Linked DNA regions of Homo sapiens: region 1 is linked to region 2. The links are chromatin contacts, found by Hi-C in ENCODE. All regions are on one chromosome and are shown on one strand. Each heading gives the region's core, a stretch centred on a gene start or an enhancer-like site at or near the end of the contact. The rest is flanking DNA. Distances are from core to core; before and after follow the strand shown.

Region 1 (4,349 bases), core at 350-2,849, 640 kb after region 2:
CTCAAAGTTCACATTCCTCCTGTCTTCAAAGATTCCAGTCATTCCATTCCAATAACCTTCCACCACCATCAGGTGAGAATCTCTGTGCTCCATGACCGCATAGGAATGGTTATATGGATCATTTTAATCATGATCTATAAAAGTGTATGAGAGCATCCGACTGCACTTTGAGCTCCTTCCTGCTGTTTCACAAGGCAGCGTTCGCTGTGACTGATCTGCCGCCTGGACCATAATATCCCTGAGGTGGGCAGGAAGCAACAGGGCAGTGGTTCTCAAAATGTGGTCTGGGGAGCCCTGGGAGTCCTCATGAGGCTTTCGGGGGTCCCTGGAGGAAAACTATTTTTCTAACAGCACTAACGGTTTCTAACTGCTTTCTCACTCTTCCTTCACAAGTACATAGTGGGGTGTTGTGGCACATGCTGACATCATCCCCTATGGCTAATGGCATGTGTGTTTGTGTATTCTTGCACTTTCACAATTTCTCAGCCTTAACTTCTCATGCAGTAAACATTGGTCGACATAGTCATGCAAACACCCTTTGGGTGTTCCCAATAATTTTTAAAAGTGTGAAGTTACCCTGAGACCAAAAAGTTTGAAAACTATACAAGGGATTTATGTTTTAATTCCAACAGTGTCTCACACCACTTGCACATAGCAGACCCTACTAAACAAATGTGAAATGAACAAATGGCTCTGTCCCTCCAACTCCATTATACTCACAACAGAGAACCTTCTGCGCAGCATAAAGTCGTCGTTATTTACTTGTTTCATTCTTGGTTTTTTTCAGAGACTATAAAGTGGTCTGTGTGTTCTGTCTGAGTCGGGATGGTCTGTCCTAGGTCGCTGGCTTCCAGATGGGAGGGATTATGTCTCACCAACTCGTAGTACCAAGGATCCCGCCATACGAGGATCCACATTTAATCATGGAGGGGGAGGAGAGGGGGAATTTCTGGTACACAATGATTTCCCTTGTCTCGCACTTACTTTCTGCCCTGAACCATTCTTTCCAAAGAGACTGTAGACTGTAGTGAGATGAGGAGATAATTGGTTTTGGAGGGAAAGATGTATGATGTCCAAATGCTAAGAAATCTGCATTTGCATGGCTCTGAATAAACGCCGAGGTTGGATAACAAATCTAGACAACATTTACTCATTAAAATTCATGGCTTCCCACCTCCCGCTCTTACCCAATGCCCCACCCACATGCTCAGAGACCCGCAGAGGATCTCAGACAATCCTCTCCCCTCCATCAGCCTCCTCTTCCTCAAACCTCGCCCCCATTTGCCACAGTTCCAGGACATTGGATGGCACAAAGACTATTCTCCAGGCCCCACGTGGGAGCAGAGGCCCGCGGCAGGCTGCCAGGTGTGCCCAGTAGAAGTGGCTGCTCTTCCAATGAGTTGAAAGCTAAGTGTTTTGGTACTGCTGCGTCACCAAAGGGCCAGTCCTTTCCTGATTTTAAGTTTCTTCCTTGGCATGCACATAAAACATGAGAAATAACTTTGTGGGGTGAGAGGAGCAGAGGGTGGGGAGAGGGAGTGCAGATGGGGGAAGGGTGCCTGGAGGTTCGCTAAGCTGCAGATTTGTCTGACTCACAAGACTACAATTTCACTCTGAGCATCATTACTCAGTTCAAGAGCCATAACCACAGCAATGTGAAGCCACCCTACCATAATCAAAGGGAGGAGTCCCAAGCCGGGAGGGGAGTTTGTGGGAGTTTGTAGTTAAAAGCTAAAGCTACAAAGTGCTGTAGGCATGGATAGAGGTTGAAGCATCACAGGCGGGTAAGGCCCCAGCTAGACCGCACCCCAGAACCTACCCAACCCAATCCATACAGTCACACCCCACAGTTGCTGTGGCAGCTGTATATACCCTTAAGACAGTCCCAAAACTCTGTGGAAAAGTCCAGCAGTTGTTTTCACCGACTTAGCTCATCTGCTAATTCTCAGCTGGACTTTGCACGGTAGCCGAGTGTCTGGAAGCATCAGACCATTAGACCGACAACCTGAACTCCTGGTCCCAGCTGCCAGATCCTCAGAAATGCCTCAAATTATTGGGACATTAAAGCCATGCGCCCTATCCCCCATCTTAAATAAAGCTTCCTGTGCACGGTGCAGCTGGAAGTGGGCAGCTTGCTTCACTTCCAGGACAAGGTTTGCTCATTGTTTTGTGTTCCCCAGAGGCCTGACCTGCGTCAGAGAGCACTCCTCTCACCTGTGCGTCTCACCGCACTTAGCTCACAGCTGGAAACACAGAAGAGATGGCAGCCCTAACAGTCACCGGCCCTACGGCTGCAGTTATCTCAGTACTCCTCTTGTTCATCGCCTTCCTCACTGCTTTGTTGAGCATTCTATGCTCATGAAGAAACTTTTACACTCCAGCTGATTGTTCTGCCTCCTAAGACAGAAAGTCAAGGTAAAAGGTCCTTTGCTTTGGAGCAAAGATTCAAGTTATAAAACCAGAGTTGTCCTGACTCAGATAACCAGAGCCCCCAAAATGCCGCAACTGGATGTTTCTCTGTTCCCTCTAGCTGTGTACTCCCTACTTTTCAGGTGGTATCCTATGGGTGATCCCAATCAGTGGCTGATAAGGGAAGGGAGGAGAAAGTACATTAGAGGAGGAGGAATGGGGCAGGAGAGGCATGTTGAAAAGTAAGCATCCATCCACAACTTTACCCAACAACAGGGATTTGCTTTGGCCTCCCCGTTCACCCAGACTTCAGAAACCAAGATTCTACCCCCAAACAAGCATGGAAATCAGTTTAAAACAAGAAGAAAATAATCAAACGTTTTTAAAAAAGAGTCCCTGCTTTGAAAATTGAAATTCTGATTTTTTTCTTTCTTTTCAGCAAAAAATGGGCTAATTGGTTCCATCATGCGCCATCCATCTGGCCATAATGGCAAAGCTTTCTTCTTCAGGATTGCATCTATATTCTTTCCTCTCAGCTCTCGACCCAGGGAGAGACAGAGAGACCCAACCTTTTGTCCTGTTACTTTCAGGATGGGAGACAGTGAGAAGAAGAAAGTGCTGAGGACATTTTCCTTTCCCTGTCTCCCTTAACAGGAACAACGTCTCAGCTCAAAGTATAGCCCCTGAGGAGCCCCTTACTGATCCTCGAAGTCAACGTGCCCATGTCTCCTTCAAATCACCAGGTACTTCATGCCTAGTGCTTAGAACTAAAAACCTCCAAAGGAAAAGACTCATGTTTCCTCCCTGCCCAGCATGGACCACACATCTGTGCAGCCTGACACAACCAGGCCTAGCAACACTGTCCCACATCCACAGGGGCAGGGCCAAGAAACATGACCAGGGAAGGCTTAGGCCCCAGCATTGGTACCTGAAAACACATACTTGTCATACAAAGCCTGAGACCTAGCATTAAGCTTCATAGACATATCTGGTTTCCTGGACACAAAGGAACAACCAAAGCACAGAAGTTTATGGTCTACCTCCCAAAGAGTCTCATTAAATCTACAAGTGCTGCTGGGTGACAGGGACTGCAGTGCCATTCCCTCCAGGCCAAACTCAAAGGAAACTTTTATCCATTGGGACAGGTACTTAGAGGAATGGTGCCATACTCCTGAAAATCCATTTGGTTTTGATTCTCCCCAGAAAAGGGCCCAGTCCACCCGGCATTGTGCTTTCATCCCTGCACTCCAGCCGGACGTAAATCTAAACCAGAACTCCCAGACGGTGCATTTAACAGAGACTATATTTACCCATCACCAAATTGTCTTGACGTGTGCTTAATTACTTAAATGCCTTTAATCCCAAGCCTTTTCTTCTAAGAAAATGTAAACCAGTTCAGCTGGATGAATGATAAACCAGATGTTTACAACACACAACATGGTCTGGCTTTGGTCAAAATAATTAAGACATCGTCTCCTGATTGGGGAGGGGAGGTTCCCAAAGAATACATTTTGTTTAAAGACTCTGACACCAAAATGTCCACGAAAATATAGTTCCATCAACCTGTAATTTTCTGTCCATAAAAAAGCAACAATAACTTTCATATGAAGGAGCAAGAAAGGTGTTTACCCTCCTCTGATATGGTCAATGAGGCTTGAGTTTCTTTCCATGGCAAAGTGCACTAAAAAGTTATTCAATAGTAAAGTCAACTCCCAGGGCCCTGACAATTGACCTTAGGAAAGATGATATTGATTAAGGAGGCATCATGATCACTCCCACACTTCCACCACAATGCAGTACCCAAACTCACAAATATTTTCAGTCTCTGAATGTGATGGGCATTAATCCATAATCTCCCACTTCCAGGGGTAAATAAGAGAGAAAATAAGAGGGAAAGGTTGAGTTGTTTCTCTTGAGGTTATGAAAGAATTCTAAAAAGT
Region 2 (4,410 bases), core at 56-2,555:
ACCTACCAGGGTTTTTGTGCCCCGATGCCCGAGAGGTTCAAGATTTGAAAGTCAAGGGTTGTACAGAGGGGCTGTCTGGATGGGAAATTTTGCTGTGCTCTTCTCTCATCTATTTGGGCACCTGGAGGGCACACAGCTGCATCTGCGGCAGAGCCTTAGAGGGCAGATGGCTTACTCAGTGACTTAGCTAGTTACAGCTGGGACTAGCACTGAGGTCAGCCTGCTAGGATCTGTCAGGTGCTCTCCCAACCACCTGGGACTGCCAAGGTCAAGAGACATGCAATAATACCCGTTTTCCATGATTTTTACTCTCTGCAGTTTCAGTTACATGAAGTCAGTTGAATTTCAAAGATAGGTGAGCACAGTACAGCAAGGTAGAGACCACAATCACAAAACTTGTATTGCAGTATATTGTTACAATTGTTCCATTTGATTATCAGTTATTGCTGTAAATCCCTCACTTAATTAATAAAGTGTCACATTGAGGGTTGGAACTGGCGTTCTCACTCAGCAAAGCTCTGACCAAAGTTTAGCATTAGGCCAGCCTTGCTGCACACCGCACCAGGGACAGCACATTTGCGGTGTGCACTGGGCAAGTGCACAAGGGTGTACATTTGCTTCCCTTCCCGCTCCTGGCACCTGCGGGCTGGTCTCCTCCGCGTGTGCTGGGAAGTCATCAGAACAGCTTTCAAGCATCCTAAGGCCAGCCCGCACTCCCAGATTATATTTTGATACCCATTTACCTTCTACTGCTCTTCCGATCAGCATTTACTCTGCATTTCCTGGTCTTTGTGGTTTGTCAGCTCCTTCACGTTGCTTTCGCTTAGCTGGCGTGTGTGAGGATGAATGAAGAGAGTTAAAAGCCTCCCAACCTCTGGCGCGCTGGAACAGTTCCCTGAATGTGGGGCTGCTGTGAACTGCTGTCATCGCAACATCTATCAAAAACATCTCTTGCCCCCAGGACACGACAGAGTTTTGAAAGTGTTTCTGCCCTACGTTGCTTATGCAGATACTTGGGAGAGAGCTTCCTCCATTTCTGTCTGGTTTTTGGACAAATTCTTCAGATTGTAAGATGTTCAGCATTCTGGGTTGTTTGACTGTGGAAACGCACGGGAGCTCTTGCGGTGTAGACTCTAGCCCCAGTTCTATTGCCAATCTGTCAGGGCCCTAGCAGGCATCACTGCTGTTCTTTAAGACTTACTCTTGCCAACCTCCTGTTGCACCTCTGGAAACAGGACGAGAATGATTTTTTCTGCCAGTGAGTTGAGAAAAGTTGTCACACTGAAAGTACCAACTGAATAAGGTCAGAGAATCAAGGAAGCAAGTGCCTGTGGAGGTTGATGAATCAACAGAAAAATATTACCATATTGGATGTCCACCCGCCTATGTTTAAATCTTCATCTGAGAAAGGGGTGAAGTGTTGGAAAGCATTTAAAATCTGCAAAGATGGGAAATGAGATAACGACCTGGGTCCTCTGGGACAGGACATGCCAGTGCTGGTTCTTGAGAGGACAGCTGCTCCAACAGCCGGGCTCTCCAGAATATGCCGCCGTGGGCTTCGGCCTGGCAGCAGGGCCCCTGGAGGAGCCTGGCACCCAACAGGCGCTCTGTAAATATTTGGGAAGTGAGTGGACGAGTGACTGTCCCTGGTTTGGGCTGGTGCCATTTAGAGGGCAACCAGAGTGCAGGGAAGGGAGGAGCTTGGGCAAGAGGGACATTGCTGTCGCTGGTTGATGGTGAGATGGCACTTAATGAGAACCTGGTCATTGGGAAAGCCCCAAGCCTGCGTCTTGCTGTGATGCCTTCCCCATTATGAAGGGTCCATTGGCATGGGAGTGGGGAGACCTGGACTCAGAGAAGCTACAAGGGCAAGGGTGGAAAGGCATAGCTTCTGCAAGTTGATGCTGAAAAAGATCCAAGACTCATATTCAGCAGACAGCCCATAACCAAGAGCCAAGGAAAACTTTGCCTCTGCTTCTTCTACTGGACTCTCTTGGGCTATCCTTTCATGTCTTTATTTTTCTCAAAATAGCTCTATGTTCCTTTCTTTAAAAATTAAAATATAGCAAAATTGACTTTCGGGGGTTTTATAGCTCCATGAGCTTTAACATATATGTAGGATCATGTAACCACTACTATTATCAGAATACAGTACAGTTCCATGACCCCAAAGAACTCCTTCATGCTACTACTCCCTTTGTAGTCATACTCTCTCCATATTTCTAACCCCGGCAACCAATGATCTTTTCTCTATTACTATAGTTTTATCTTTTTGAGGATGTCATATGAATGAATTTATACAGCATGTAATTTTCTGAAACTAGCTTCTTTCACTCAGCATTATGCCTTTGAGATTCACCCAAGCTATTGTAACAATAGTTTATTATTATTTATTTTATTTTTCTTTATATTATTATTTTTTATTTCAATAGTTTTTAGGGTGGATGAGTTCTTTACTGGTGAATTCTGAGATTTTAGTGCACCCATCACCCAAACAGTGTACACTGTACCTAATATGTAGTCTTTTATCTCTCACCCTCCTCTCAACTTCTCCGCCAAGTTCCCACAGTCCTTTATATCACTGTATATGTTTTTGCTTCCCTATAGCTTAGTTCCCACTTATAAGTAAGAATGTACAGTATTTGGGTTTCCATTCCTGGGTTACTTTACTTAGAATAATGACCTGCAGCTCCATCCAAGTTGCTGCAAAAGACATTACTTTCTTCCTCTTTATGGCTAAGTAGTGTTCCATGGTGGATATATACTACATTTTCTTTATCCACTCACTGATCGATGTGGACTTAGGTTGCTTCCGTATCTTTGCAATTGTGAATTGGGCTGCCATAAACATGTGTGTGCAGGTGCCTTTTTCATAAAATGACTTCTTTTCCTTTGGGTAGTGTATTAGTCAGGGCTCTCTGAAGGAACAGAATTAATAGGATATATGTATATAGGAAGGGGAGTTTATTAGAAAAATTGACTCACACGATCACAAGGTGAAGTCCCAACATAGACCATCTACAAGCTGAGGAGCAAGGAAGTCAGTGCAAGTCCCAAAACCTCAGAAGTAGGGAAGCTGACAGTGCAGCCTTCAGTCTTTGGGCAAAGGCCGAAGAGCCCCTGGCAAATCACTGGTGTAAGTCCAAGAATCCAAAAGCTGAAAAACCTGGAGTCTGATGTTTGAAGGCAGGAAGCATCCAGCACGGGAGAAAGATGGAGCCTGGAAGACCCAGCAAGTCTGCTATTCCGCCTTCTCCTGCCTCCTTATCCTAGCTGCACTGGCTGCTGATTAGGTGATGCCCACCCAGATTGAGGGTGTTTAGTTGCTTGTGTTAGTTTGCTGAGGATGATGGTTTCCAGCTTCATCCATGTCCCTGCAAAGGACATGAACTCATCCTTTTTAATGGCTGCATAGTATTCCATGGTGTATATGTGCCACATTTTCTCTATCCAGTCTATCATTGATGGGCATTTGGGTTGGTTCCAAGACTTTGCTATTGTGAATAGTGCTGCAATAAACATACATGTGCGTGTGTCTTTATAGTAGAATGATTTATAATCCTTTGAGCATATACCCAGTAATGGGATTGCTGGGTCAAATGGTATTTCTGGTTCTAGATCCTTGAGGAATCATCATGGCCATATATTATTCCTCTGCATCAGGGTCTTAAGTTAGGAATGATATCGTATCACAATTTCATATATGTCCTGACTTTTAAGACCATGTACAGGGTAGAAGCACATGCTGGTTGCCTATAATATTGGGACTTCAACTTCCAGTTGACTTGATGATAAACTAAGGGGAAAATGATAGCTCCATGACTACATGAGACAGACCCATTCACATGTGACTGCTCATTCTGTAGAGCGTCTTCCGTTGACAAGATGTTCTGGAAGTAAAAAGACCAGGGACCTTGAGAAGCTGCAAGAAATGTGAGGGTGACCTAGGGAACTAGAAGGGGAAGTTTGCAGCTAGTTGGACTCTGGAAATTCCAGTTCCTCCCACTTACTCATGCTGGGACCCCAAGTTGCTAAGTGACAGAGGAGGAGTAGGAGGAGTGGGAGGCAGAAAGTATGGTGAAAATGTACTTGGGAAAGGAGGATTGGTGATGTGCCACTGGTATTCAACACAGAGTAGAAGCCAAACTAGGTCACCTAAGGATTTAGGTATGAGGGTCCCTGAGCTTCCATGGGAGTAGCAGATTTCTTGAATGTTGGGACTAGAAGCATCTCTAGAGGTCAAGTGGTCCAATCCCCTCATTTGAAAATAAACAAGTGAGACTGCAGGAGGGAAAGTGACCTTACCCTAGAGTCATCCAGCTAGTTACTGGCTGAGTTGGCACACAAACTCAGAACTTTCAGTCCCAGGTACTTTTCTAACTCTACCTCTTATTGATGGAAGTCGAGATC

What was found. A loop is a pair of places that touch in the nucleus more often than their neighbours do. Pooled maps may share reads with other maps.
Region 1: a map of HCT116 shows a loop between it and region 2 (2.3-fold over the local background). The contact joins two enhancer-like sites. A Hi-C loop is called at or near these places in 5 of 168 maps with a recorded cell type or tissue (Caco-2, HCT116, IMR-90 and 2 more) and 12 of 50 pooled maps.

The regions. Positions count from the first base shown.
Region 1 is chr12:5,807,597-5,811,945 of GRCh38, forward strand. The region is part of intron 7 of ANO2 (anoctamin 2); the gene reads right to left. Among named protein-coding and RNA genes, the nearest start is that of ANO2, 140 kb to the right of the region's middle. RefSeq lists an enhancer at 1-444. Within about 2 kb of position 1,600, at least 2 of the 41 ENCODE cell types and tissues checked have a DNase peak (open chromatin) inside an H3K27ac peak, as active enhancers do.
Region 2 is chr12:5,172,211-5,176,620 of GRCh38, forward strand. The region is part of intron 4 of LOC105369617 (a long non-coding RNA gene); the gene reads left to right. Among named protein-coding and RNA genes, the nearest start is that of LINC02443, 69 kb to the right of the region's middle. RefSeq lists enhancers at 1-351, 820-2,019. Within about 2 kb of position 1,306, at least 3 of the 41 ENCODE cell types and tissues checked have a DNase peak (open chromatin) inside an H3K27ac peak, as active enhancers do.